2 separate regions of the Homo sapiens genome follow, and region 1 is linked to region 2. Evidence: read pairs that join two places in POLR2A ChIA-PET (ENCODE). Cell type or tissue: GM12878. All regions are shown on one strand. Region 1 overlaps KANK2 (KN motif and ankyrin repeat domains 2). Region 2 has its middle 16 kb from the start of TSPAN16.

The links. Peaks named below come from ENCODE experiments on the same cell type or tissue, not always from the same donor. Only the 100,000 strongest peaks of a DNase experiment are listed, where the experiment ranks them.
Region 1: POLR2A ChIA-PET joins it to region 2 with 9 read pairs; 2 of 35 experiments call an interaction of 5 or more read pairs at or near these places.

The regions. Positions count from the first base shown.
Region 1 is chr19:11,184,078-11,189,077 of GRCh38, reverse strand. The region is part of intron 4 of KANK2 (KN motif and ankyrin repeat domains 2); the gene reads left to right. Among named protein-coding and RNA genes, the nearest start is that of KANK2, 11 kb to the left of the region's middle. In GM12878, no CTCF peak of the experiment used is centred here; no DNase peak of the experiment used is centred here.
Region 2 is chr19:11,277,690-11,282,689 of GRCh38, reverse strand. No RefSeq gene overlaps it. Among named protein-coding and RNA genes, the nearest start is that of TSPAN16, 16 kb to the left of the region's middle. In GM12878, no CTCF peak of the experiment used is centred here; a DNase peak (open chromatin) is centred at 2,669; H3K27ac peaks cover 308 bases.

The DNA of each region.
Region 1 (5,000 bases), 94 kb after region 2:
TGTTCATCATGGTACCAGGCATGGTTGATACTTGGTGCCCAAGGTCAGCTCTTGGCCCTATAGCCTCTCAAAGGAGCATTTTTTTTTTTTTTTGAGATGGAGTCTTGCACTGCCACCCAGGCTGGTGTGCAATGGCGCTATCTCCGCTCACTGCAACCTCCACCTCCTGGGTTCAAACGATTCTCCTTGCCTCCACCTTCCAAGTAGCTGGGATTACAGGCACCCACCACCACACCCAGCTAATTTTCTTGTACTTTTAGTAGAGACGGGGTTTCACTATGTTGGCCAGGCTGGTCTTGAACTCCTAACCTTGTGGTCTGCCCGCCTCGGCCTCCCAAAGTGCTGGGATTACAGGCATGAGCCACGGCACCCACCCTCCAAGGAGCATCTTTGAATGAAGACATGAAAGAAGTCACCAGAAGAGGTGGAAAAAACAATGTTCCAGGGAGGAGCACAGCAGGGACAAAGGCCCTGAGATAAGCAAAGGCTCGGGCTTATCAAGGGGTTGAACAAACTGGAATGAGCTACCGCACCCAGCCTAAATTAAAAAAAAAAAAAAAAAGAATTTACATGGGCCGGGTGTGGTGGCTCATGCCTGTAATCCCAGAACTTTGGGAGGCCAAAGTGGGCAGATCACCTGAGGTCAGGAGCTCGAGACCAGCTTGGGCAACATGGCAAAAACCCCTACTAAAAATACAAAAATTAGCCAGGTGTGGTGGCACACACCTGTAATCCCAGCTACTTGGGAAGCTGAGACAGGAGAATCGCTTGAACCGGGGAGGCGGAAATTGCAGTGAGCTGAGCTCGCATTGCTGCACTCCAGCCTGGGCGACAGAGTGAGAGTGAGACTCCGTCTCAAAAAAAAAAAAAATTATTTTGGCCTTCAGGAGTCCAAAACTGAGTTCATCTCATTCCTCAGCTCCTGACAACCATCCACGTTAGCCTGTGCAGACCACTTCTCTTGTATTACTTATTATTTTTTCACCTTCAGCCTCCACCTTCAACCTTCAATGCTAAGGGTCAGTAAATATTTTCACTTTTGCAGGTCATACGGTCTCTATTGCATTGATTCAACTCTGCCTCAGTTCTTTTTTCCTCCCCACTTTATTTTTATTCCTTTCATCCTTTTTATTGAGATGAGGTCTCACTATGTTGCCAGATGAGGTCTCACTATGTTGCCCAGGCTGGTTTCGAACTCGGGGACTGAAGTGATCCTTCCACGTCGGCCTCCTAAATAGCTGGGATTGCAGGCGTGTGCCACCGTGCCCAGCTTTTTCTGATTTTATTGACGTATACTTAATATGCAAAAAAATGCACATATTTAATGTATACCTTTTTGAATTTGGTGCTTCAGGGCCTTCATTTTGCAGTTGCAAAAGCAGCCGTAGACAATATGGAAATGAACGAACGTGGCTGCGTTCCAATAAAACTTTATTTGCAGGACCCTGAAATTTCTATTTCACATACTTTTCATGAGTCCCAAATTAAATTCTTCTTTCCCATCCATTTAAAAATGTAAAAACAGCACCCACAGACTGAAGCTCACCACCCTCCGCTCTCCACCGTCAGTGCCACCCCCACCCCATCTAATCCCATTCCTTACAAACCACCTTCCAGAAACTTATTTAGACATTTGAGTGTCCTTGAAAAATATGCCTTGTGCGTGTTTCATTTCCTTAAATGGTGTTGTGCTTCAGAAAAAAATCTCTTTCTGTTTCTTATTTTTTCCTCTCCTTACACTATTTTTGAACTCTCCACACTGAGGTTTGTAAATCTGATTTATCACTTTTTATTTTCTTTTTTTTCTTCCTTTTTTCTTTTGAGATGGAATCTCGCTCTGTTGCCCAGGGTGGAGTGCAGTGGCGTGATCTCAGCTCACTGTAACCTCTGCCTCCCGGGTTCAAGCAATTCTCCTGCCTCAGCCTCCCAAGTAGCTGGGATTACAGATGCCCTGCTACCACGCCTGGCTAATTTTTGTATTTTTAGTAGAGACGGGGTTTCACCACGTTGGCCAGGCTGGTCTCGAACTCCTGACCTCATGATCTGTCCGCCTTGGCCTCCCAAAGTTCTGGGATTACAGGTGTGAGCCACCCCACCCACCTACCCTCTTCTCTAATCCCTTCACAGTAGGTATCTGGTTACTTCTAATTTCCGGCCACCACGAACAATGCTGGAGTCATCTTCACACGACCCCTTCTGTGGGACTGCCCATTCCTAGAGGATTTGCAACTTCACTCCAAGTCCTGTCTGATCCTTTCCAAAAAAGGCTGTCCCTATCCGCACTCCTAACACCGTGCTCCGGTTCAAGTTGTCCATTTTCTCATATCCTCACCAACATATGGCTTTATCTGTCTTTCTAATTTTTCTTCTTTTTTTTTGAGACAGAGTTTCACTCCTGTTGCCCAGGCTGGAGTGCAGTGGTGTGATCTTGGCTCACCGCAACCTCCACCTCCCGGGTTCAAGCGATTCTCCTGCCTCAGCCTCCCGAGTAGCTGAGATTACAGGCATGCGCCCCACCACGCCTGACTAATTTTGTAGTTTTAGCAGAGACGGGGTTTCTCCATGTTGGTCAGGCTCGTCTCCAACTCCTGACCTCAGTTGATCTGCCCGCCTTGGCCTCCCAAAGTGCTGGAATTAACAGGCGTGAGCCACCGCGCCTGGCCTCTTCTTTCTTTCTTTTTTTATTTGTTGAGACAGAGTCTTGCTCTGTTTCTCAGGCTGGAGTGCGGTGGCGCGATCTTGGCTCACTGCAACCTCCGCCTCCCAGGTTCAAGCGATTCTTGTGCCTCAGCATCTCTAGTAGCTGGGATTACAGGCACCCGCCACCACACCTGGCTGATTTTTGTATTTTTAGTAGAGACGGGGTTTCACCATGTTGGCCAGGCTGGTCTCAAACTCTCATCCTTAGGTGATCCACCCGCCTTGGCCTCCCAAAGTGCTGGGATTGCAGGTGTGAGCTACCACGCCCGGCCCTGTCTTTCTAATTTTTTTTATCCATCTGACAGCTGCTACATAATGGTATCTCCTCATTGTTTTGTTTGTTTTTTGAGACAGGGTCTCATTGTGTCACCCAGGCTGGAGTGCAGTGGCACAGTCACAGTTCACTGCAGCCTAAACCTCTCGGGCTCAAGTGATCCCTCCACCTCAGCCTCCTGAGTAGCTAGGACTAAAGGCAAGTGCCATCCCATTCAGGTAATTTTTTGTAGAGATGGGGTCTTGCTCTGTTGTTCAGGTTGGTCTCGAACTCCAGGGCTGAAGTGATCCACCTCAGCCTCCCAAAGCCCTGGGATTATAAATGCGAGCCTCGGAATTCAGCCCTCCTTATTGTTTTCATTGGCATAGCTCTGATAGGCAGTGAGAGATAGGGCTTCTCTGTGTATGCCTAATAAGGTTCCTCTGTAAGTCAATTACTTGTAGCCTTTCTCCATTTTTTCTCTGAGCAGTTTTTAGAAGTTGCTGGTATCTTCCAGAGTCAAAACTGGCAAACTACGGCCTGTGGGCCAGATACAGCCTGAAACCTGTTTTTCTACAACCCACAGCTAAGAATGATTTTTACGTTTTTTTTTAATGGTTGAATGATTTTAAAAATATATTTTGGGCCAAGTACAGTGGCTCACACCTGCAATCCCAGCACTTTGGGAGGCCAAGGCAGAAGGATCACTTGAGGCCAGGAGTTTGAGACCAGCCTGGGCAATATAGTGACACCCCATCTCTACTAATTAAAAATTAGTTTGGCATGGTGGCGTGCAGCTGTAGTCCCAGCTACTTGGGAGGCTGAGGCAGGAGGATTCCTTGAGCCCAGGAATTTTGTTGTTGTTGTTGTGGAGATGGGGTTCCACCATGTTGCCCAGGCTGGTCTCAAACTCCTGGGCTCAAGCGATCCACCCACCTCGGCCCCCCAAAGTGCTGGGATTACAGGCGTGAGCCACCATGCCCGGCAAGCCCAGGATTTTGAGGCTGCAGCAAGCTATGATTGGACTCCAGCCTGGGCAACAGAAGTTGCCTGAAGTAGACTGGGCGTGGTGGCTCAACTGAGGTCAGGAGGTCGAGACCACCCTGGCCAACATGGTGAAACCCATCTCTACAACAATACAAAAATTAGCCGAGCATGATGGCGGGTGCCTGTAATCCCAGCTACTCGGGAGGCTGAGGCAGGAGAATCACTTGACCTCGCGAGGCAGAGGTTGCTAGTGAGCTGAGATCACGCCATTGCCCTCCAGCCTGGGCAACAAGAGCGAGACTTCATCTCAAAAAAAAAAAAGAAAAAAAAGAAGTTCCCTGAAGTCACTGCCTGCTTCTCTGTTGGGGCAGAATGGGATTTAGGCGCTGCTCTAGTTTATTTATTGATTTTTTTTTTTCACATTAAAAAAAAAGTAGAGTCTTGCCCTGTCTCAAAAAAAATATTTCTTGACATGACAAGATTATGTGAAATTCAAACTTATTGGATACAGCCACGCGGAATCACTTACATACTGTCTGTGACTGGTTTTGTGTTAGAACTATGCCACAGTTGAGCAGTTGCAACCGAGTCCTTATGTGTGACGTAACCAAAAATGTTTGCTATCTAGCCCTTCCCAGGTTTGTTGACCCTGTTCTAGAAGATTATCCCTTGCCAATTTTTGCCTGTGCCAAACTCCGGCACTCCCCCACCGCACCCATGAGGATCTCAGAGGTCTTCATTTTTGTTTTTGTTTTTGTTTTTGAGACAGAGTTTCGCTCTGTCATCCAGGCTGGAGTGCAGTGGCACGATCTCGGCTCACTGCAACCTCTGCCTCCCAGGTTCAAGCAATTCTCCTGCCTCATCCTCCCGAGTAGCTGGGATTACAGGTGCCTGCCAGCATACTCTGCTAATTTTTGTATTATCAGTAGAGACTGGGTTTCACCATGTTGGCCAGGCTGATCTCGAACTCCTGACTCAAGTGATCCGCCCACCTTGGCCTCCCAAAGTGTTGGGATTACAGGCATGAGCCACCATGCCTGGCCAGAAGTCTTCATTTTGA
Region 2 (5,000 bases):
ATCATATGAGTCCAGGAGTTCAAGACCAGCGAGAATCCACCTCTACAGGACAAAAAAAAAAAGATTAAAAGTGGAATTACCATATGACCGAGCAATTCCACTCCTAGGTATATACGTACCCAAGAGAAATGAAATCATATGTCCATGCAAAAATGTGTAACTCAAATGGCGTAAGAGCACCGCTAACAATAGTCCATAGGGGCCATCCACTGATGAACGGATAAATAAAATGTGGTCTATCCATACAATGGAATATTATCCAGCCTTTAAAAGGAATGAATGTCGGCCAGGCGTGATGGCTCAAGCCTGTAATCCCAGCACTTTAGGAGGCAAAGGAGGGCGGATCACCTGAGGTCAGGTGTTCAAGACCAGCCTGGCCAACATGGTGAAACTCCTTCTCTACTAAAACCACAAAAATTAGCCAGGCGTGGTGGCGCATACCTCTAGTCCCAGCTACTCAGGAGGCTGAGGCAGGAGAATCGCTTGAACCCAGGAGACAGAGGTTGCAGTGGGCTGAGATAGCGCCACTGCACTCCAGCCTGGGTGACAGAGCAAGACTCTGTCTCAAAAAAATTAAAAAAAGGAATGAATGTCCAGACACGGTGGCTCACGCCTGTAATCCCAGCACTTTGGGAGACTGAGGTAGGAGGATCGTTTGAGCCGAAGAGTTCAAGACAAGCCTGGACAACATGGGAGATTCCATCTCAATTTTAAAAATTAAAACAAAATTTAAAGGAATGATACAGTCACACAGGCTGCAGATGAATCTTACAAACTTTAAGCTATGTGAAATAAGCCAGACACGAAATGACAGATGTTGTATGATTGCACTCATGTGACAGTCCAGACTAGTAGATTCGTAGTTGCTTAGGGGTGAGGCGGCAGGGACGAGGGGATAGGGGAATGATAGCTAAAGGCTGTGGAGCTGCTTTTTGAGGAGATGAGACAGTGTTCCAAAATAGGCTGGGTGATGGTTGTACAATTCTGAATATAGGAAAAACCATTGAATTGTACACTTTCGAGGGGTGAATTCTATACTGTGTAGACTATATCTCAGTAAAGCTGTTTTTAACAAAAAGAAAGAAAAGTTTTTGCCTCTAGGCTGAGAGTGAGGAGAAGCTGCAAGCCAAACCTTGGCCCAAAGCCAGTCATCCATCCACAAGGCTGAGTGTGCAGCCCAGGGGCTCAACCTTAAATTAAGAGTAAACCTGGCTGGGCGCGGCAGCTCATGCCTGTAATCCCAGCACTTTGGGAGGCCAAGGTGGGCGGATTACCTGAGGTTGGGAGTTTACAACCAGCCTGACCAAGATGGAGAAACCTCGTCTCTACTAAAAAAAAAAAAAACAAAATTAGTAGGGCATAGTGGTGCATGCCTGTAATCCCAGCTACTCGGGAGGCTGAGGCAGGAGAATCGCTTGAAACCGGGAGGCAGAGGTTGCAGTGAGCCGAGATCATGCCATTGCACTCCAGCCTGGGCAACAAGAGTGAAACTCTGTCTCAAAAAAAGAAAAAAAAAAAAAAAAGAGTAAACCTGGGGGCTGAGCGGCAGTGCCTCATGCCTGTAATTCCAGCACTTTGGGAGGCCGAGGCGGGTGGATCACTTCAGGTCAGGAGTTTGAGTCCAGTCTGGCCAACATGGTGAAACCTTGTCTCTATTAAAAATACAAAAAAATTAGCTGGGGGTGGTGGCACGCACCTGTAATCCCAGCTACTCAGGAGGCTGAGGTGAGGCACGAGAATCGCTTGAACCCAGGAGGCAGAGGTTGCTGTGAGCCGAGATTGTGCCACTGCACTCCAGCCTGGGCAACAAGAGCAACATACTGTCTAAAAAAAAAAAGAGTAAACCTGGGCCAGATGTATTGGAGGCAATAGGATTGTTTGAGGCCAGGAGTTCAAGACCAGTGTGGGCAACATAGCAAGACCCCATCTCTACAAAAAAAAATTTTAATTACTGGGTCAGGTGATGGACACCTGTAGTCCCAGCTACTCAGGAGGCTGAGGCAGGAGGATCACTTGAATCCAGGATTTCAAGGCTACAGTGAGCTATGATCATACCACCAGGTTGCATCCAACCTGGGCAACAGAGCAAACCCCAAATAAATTCTTTTTAGAAAGAGTAAACTTGGGCCAGGTGTGGTGGCTTACGCTTGTAATTCCAGCACTTTGGGAAGCCGAGGTAGATGGATCACTTGAGGTCAGGAGTTTGAGACCAGCCTGGCCAACATGGTGAAACCCCGTCTCTACTAAAAATACAAAAATTAGCCACTGAGCATGGTGGCACATGCCTGTAATCCCAGCTACTCGGGAGGCTGAGGCATGAGAATCGCTTGAAGCCAGGAGGCGGAGCTTGCAGTGAGCCAGGATCGCGCCACAGCACTCCAGCCCGGGTGACAGAGTGAGACTCCGTATCAAAAAAAAAAAAAAAAAAAAAAAAAAAAGAGTAAACTTGAAAAACAGGAGAGAGAAGATGCCGGAAGAGAAGATGCACCATTGCCCAGGGTGCAGCAGGAAGGTTGAGGTCAGATCCTCCCAGCAACCCAAGCGAACCATCACCCAACTGGAAACCATTTCCTTTGTGGCCATGAAACAATGGGCTACAACTTTCTTTTGTGGCTCAAAACCACAGAGAAGCTTCCTATTGTGGGATTCACCACCACCACCACAGCAGAAGTTTTTTCTCATGGGTTCTGGGAGCAAATACAATGGCTTCTGAAACTGAGGTCTGGCTCTACTTCCTTGAAGACCTCTCCTTTCCTTTCTCTGCATGACAATGCTCCCCAGAGACTCTCTTCTTTCCCCATGCCACCTTTTGTACCCTGGGGTGGCCTTGTCTTAGTTTGGGTTCCGTGGAAGCCACCACTGAAACAAGGATTTAATACAAGTACTTTGTCTGAGAGGTGGTGATGCCAGGAAGCAGCAGTTGGGAAGAGGGGACGTGTATGAGTTTGCTAAGGCTGTCATGACCAAGCACCACAGACAGGGAAGCTTATAAAACAGGGCATTTCACAGTTCCGGAGGGTGTATGTCCAAGAATAAGGTGTCAGCAGGGTTGATTCTTTCTGAGGTCTCTCTCCTTGGCTTAGAGCCAGTTGCCTTGTTTCTGTGTCTTCACATAGTCTTTCTTTAATGCTTGTCTCTGTGTCCATATCACCTCATCTTTTCTTTTTTTTTTTCTTTTTTTGAGACAGAGTCTTCCTCTGTCCCCCAGGTTGGACTGCAGTGGCACAATCTCAGCTCACTGCAATCTCCACCTCCCAGGTTCAAGCAGTTCTCATGCCTCAGCCTCCCAAATAGCTGTGATTACAGGCATGCGCCACCACACCCAGCTAATTTTTGTATTTTGGGTAGATACAGGGTTTCACTACGTTGGCCAGACTGGTCTTGAACTCTTGACTTCAAATGATCCACCTGCCTCAGCTTCCCAAAGTGCTGGGATTACAGGCACGAGCCACTGCACCCAGCCCATACCTCCTCATTTTATAAGGATAGTGGTCATTTGGATTAGGGTCCATCCTAATGACCTTGTTTTAATTTGTTCTTTATTTTTTCAATTTATTTTTATTTTGAGGGGAGGGGATGGAGTCTTGTTCTATCACCCAGGCTGGAGTACAGTGGCCTGATCACAGCTCACTGCAACATGGAGCTCCTGGGATTAGGCGATCCTCCCACCGCAGCCTCCTGAATAGCTGGGACTACAGGCTGATTTTTAATTTTTTTTTTTTTTTTGGAGACGAGGTTTCTTTTTCTCTTTTTCTTTTTTTTTTTTTGAGACAGAGCCTTGTTCTGTTGCCCAGGCTGTAGTGCAGCAGTGTGAACACGGCTCACTGCAGCCTTTATCTCACAGGGTCAAGGAATGTGGCGCCTCAGCACTAACTTCCCCTCCTCTGTGTTCCTTGGAGATTTCTCTTACTTTTTTGTGAACTTAGCTGATAACTTAAAAGCATGTTTGCTGTATTTCATTCAGCGTTTTTGTTGCTATTGTCTTTTACTCTGTCACCCAGGCTGGAGGGCAGTGGCACAATCATAGCTCACTGCAGCCTCAAATTCCTGGGCTCAAGCGAACCTCCCTTGTCAGCCTCCCAAGTAGCAGGGACCACAGATATGCGCCACTACACCTGGCTAATTCTTTATTTTTTTTATAGACAGGGTCTCACTATGTTGCCCAGGCTGGTCTCAAACTCCTGACCTCAAGCCATTCCTCCCGCCTCACCCTCTGGAGGCACTGGGATCACAGGTGTGAGCCACCACACTCAGCCTTGCCCAGCTCATGTACAGGTTTTTTGTGGTTTTTGCTTGTTTGTTTGTTTTTGAGACAGAGTCTCGGTCTGTCGCCCAGGCTGGAGTGCAGTAGCACCATCTCAGCTCGGTACAACCTCCACCTCTCAGGTTCAATTCAAATGAATTCTGAATGTGCAGGGCTGGGCAGGGCATTCATGCACAATCTAGAAATTTCATGCACAATCTGGAAAAGTTAGGGCGAGAAGGGTTGGAGAGAGGAGGAGGCATGTGGAAACTGGAAGATTCAGCGATTAACAAAATTGCCTGGCTGGGCACGGAGGCTCACGCCTGTAATCCCAGCACTTTAGGAGGCCGAGGCATGTGGATCACCTGAGGTCGGGAGTTTGAGACCAGCCTGACCAACAGGGAGAAACCCCGTCTCTACTAAAATACAAAATTATCCAAGTGTGGTGGCGCATGCCTGTAATTCCAGCTACTCAGGAGGCTGAGGCAGGAGAATCACTTGAATGCAGGAGAATCGCTTGAACCCAGGAGAATTGCTTGAACCCAGGAGGCGGAGGTTGCAGTGAGCAGAGATCGTGCCATTGCACTCCACCCTGGGCAACAAGAGCAAAACTCCATCTCAAAAAAACACAAAAAAACAATTGCCCATGCCTCCCTTGGAATACTTTCTGCTTCTCCCAATCATTCACTCAGAAAGCACTTACTGAGCACCTACTGTGTGCCAGGCTGTGTGCAGCGCACTAGGGATAGAGTGATGC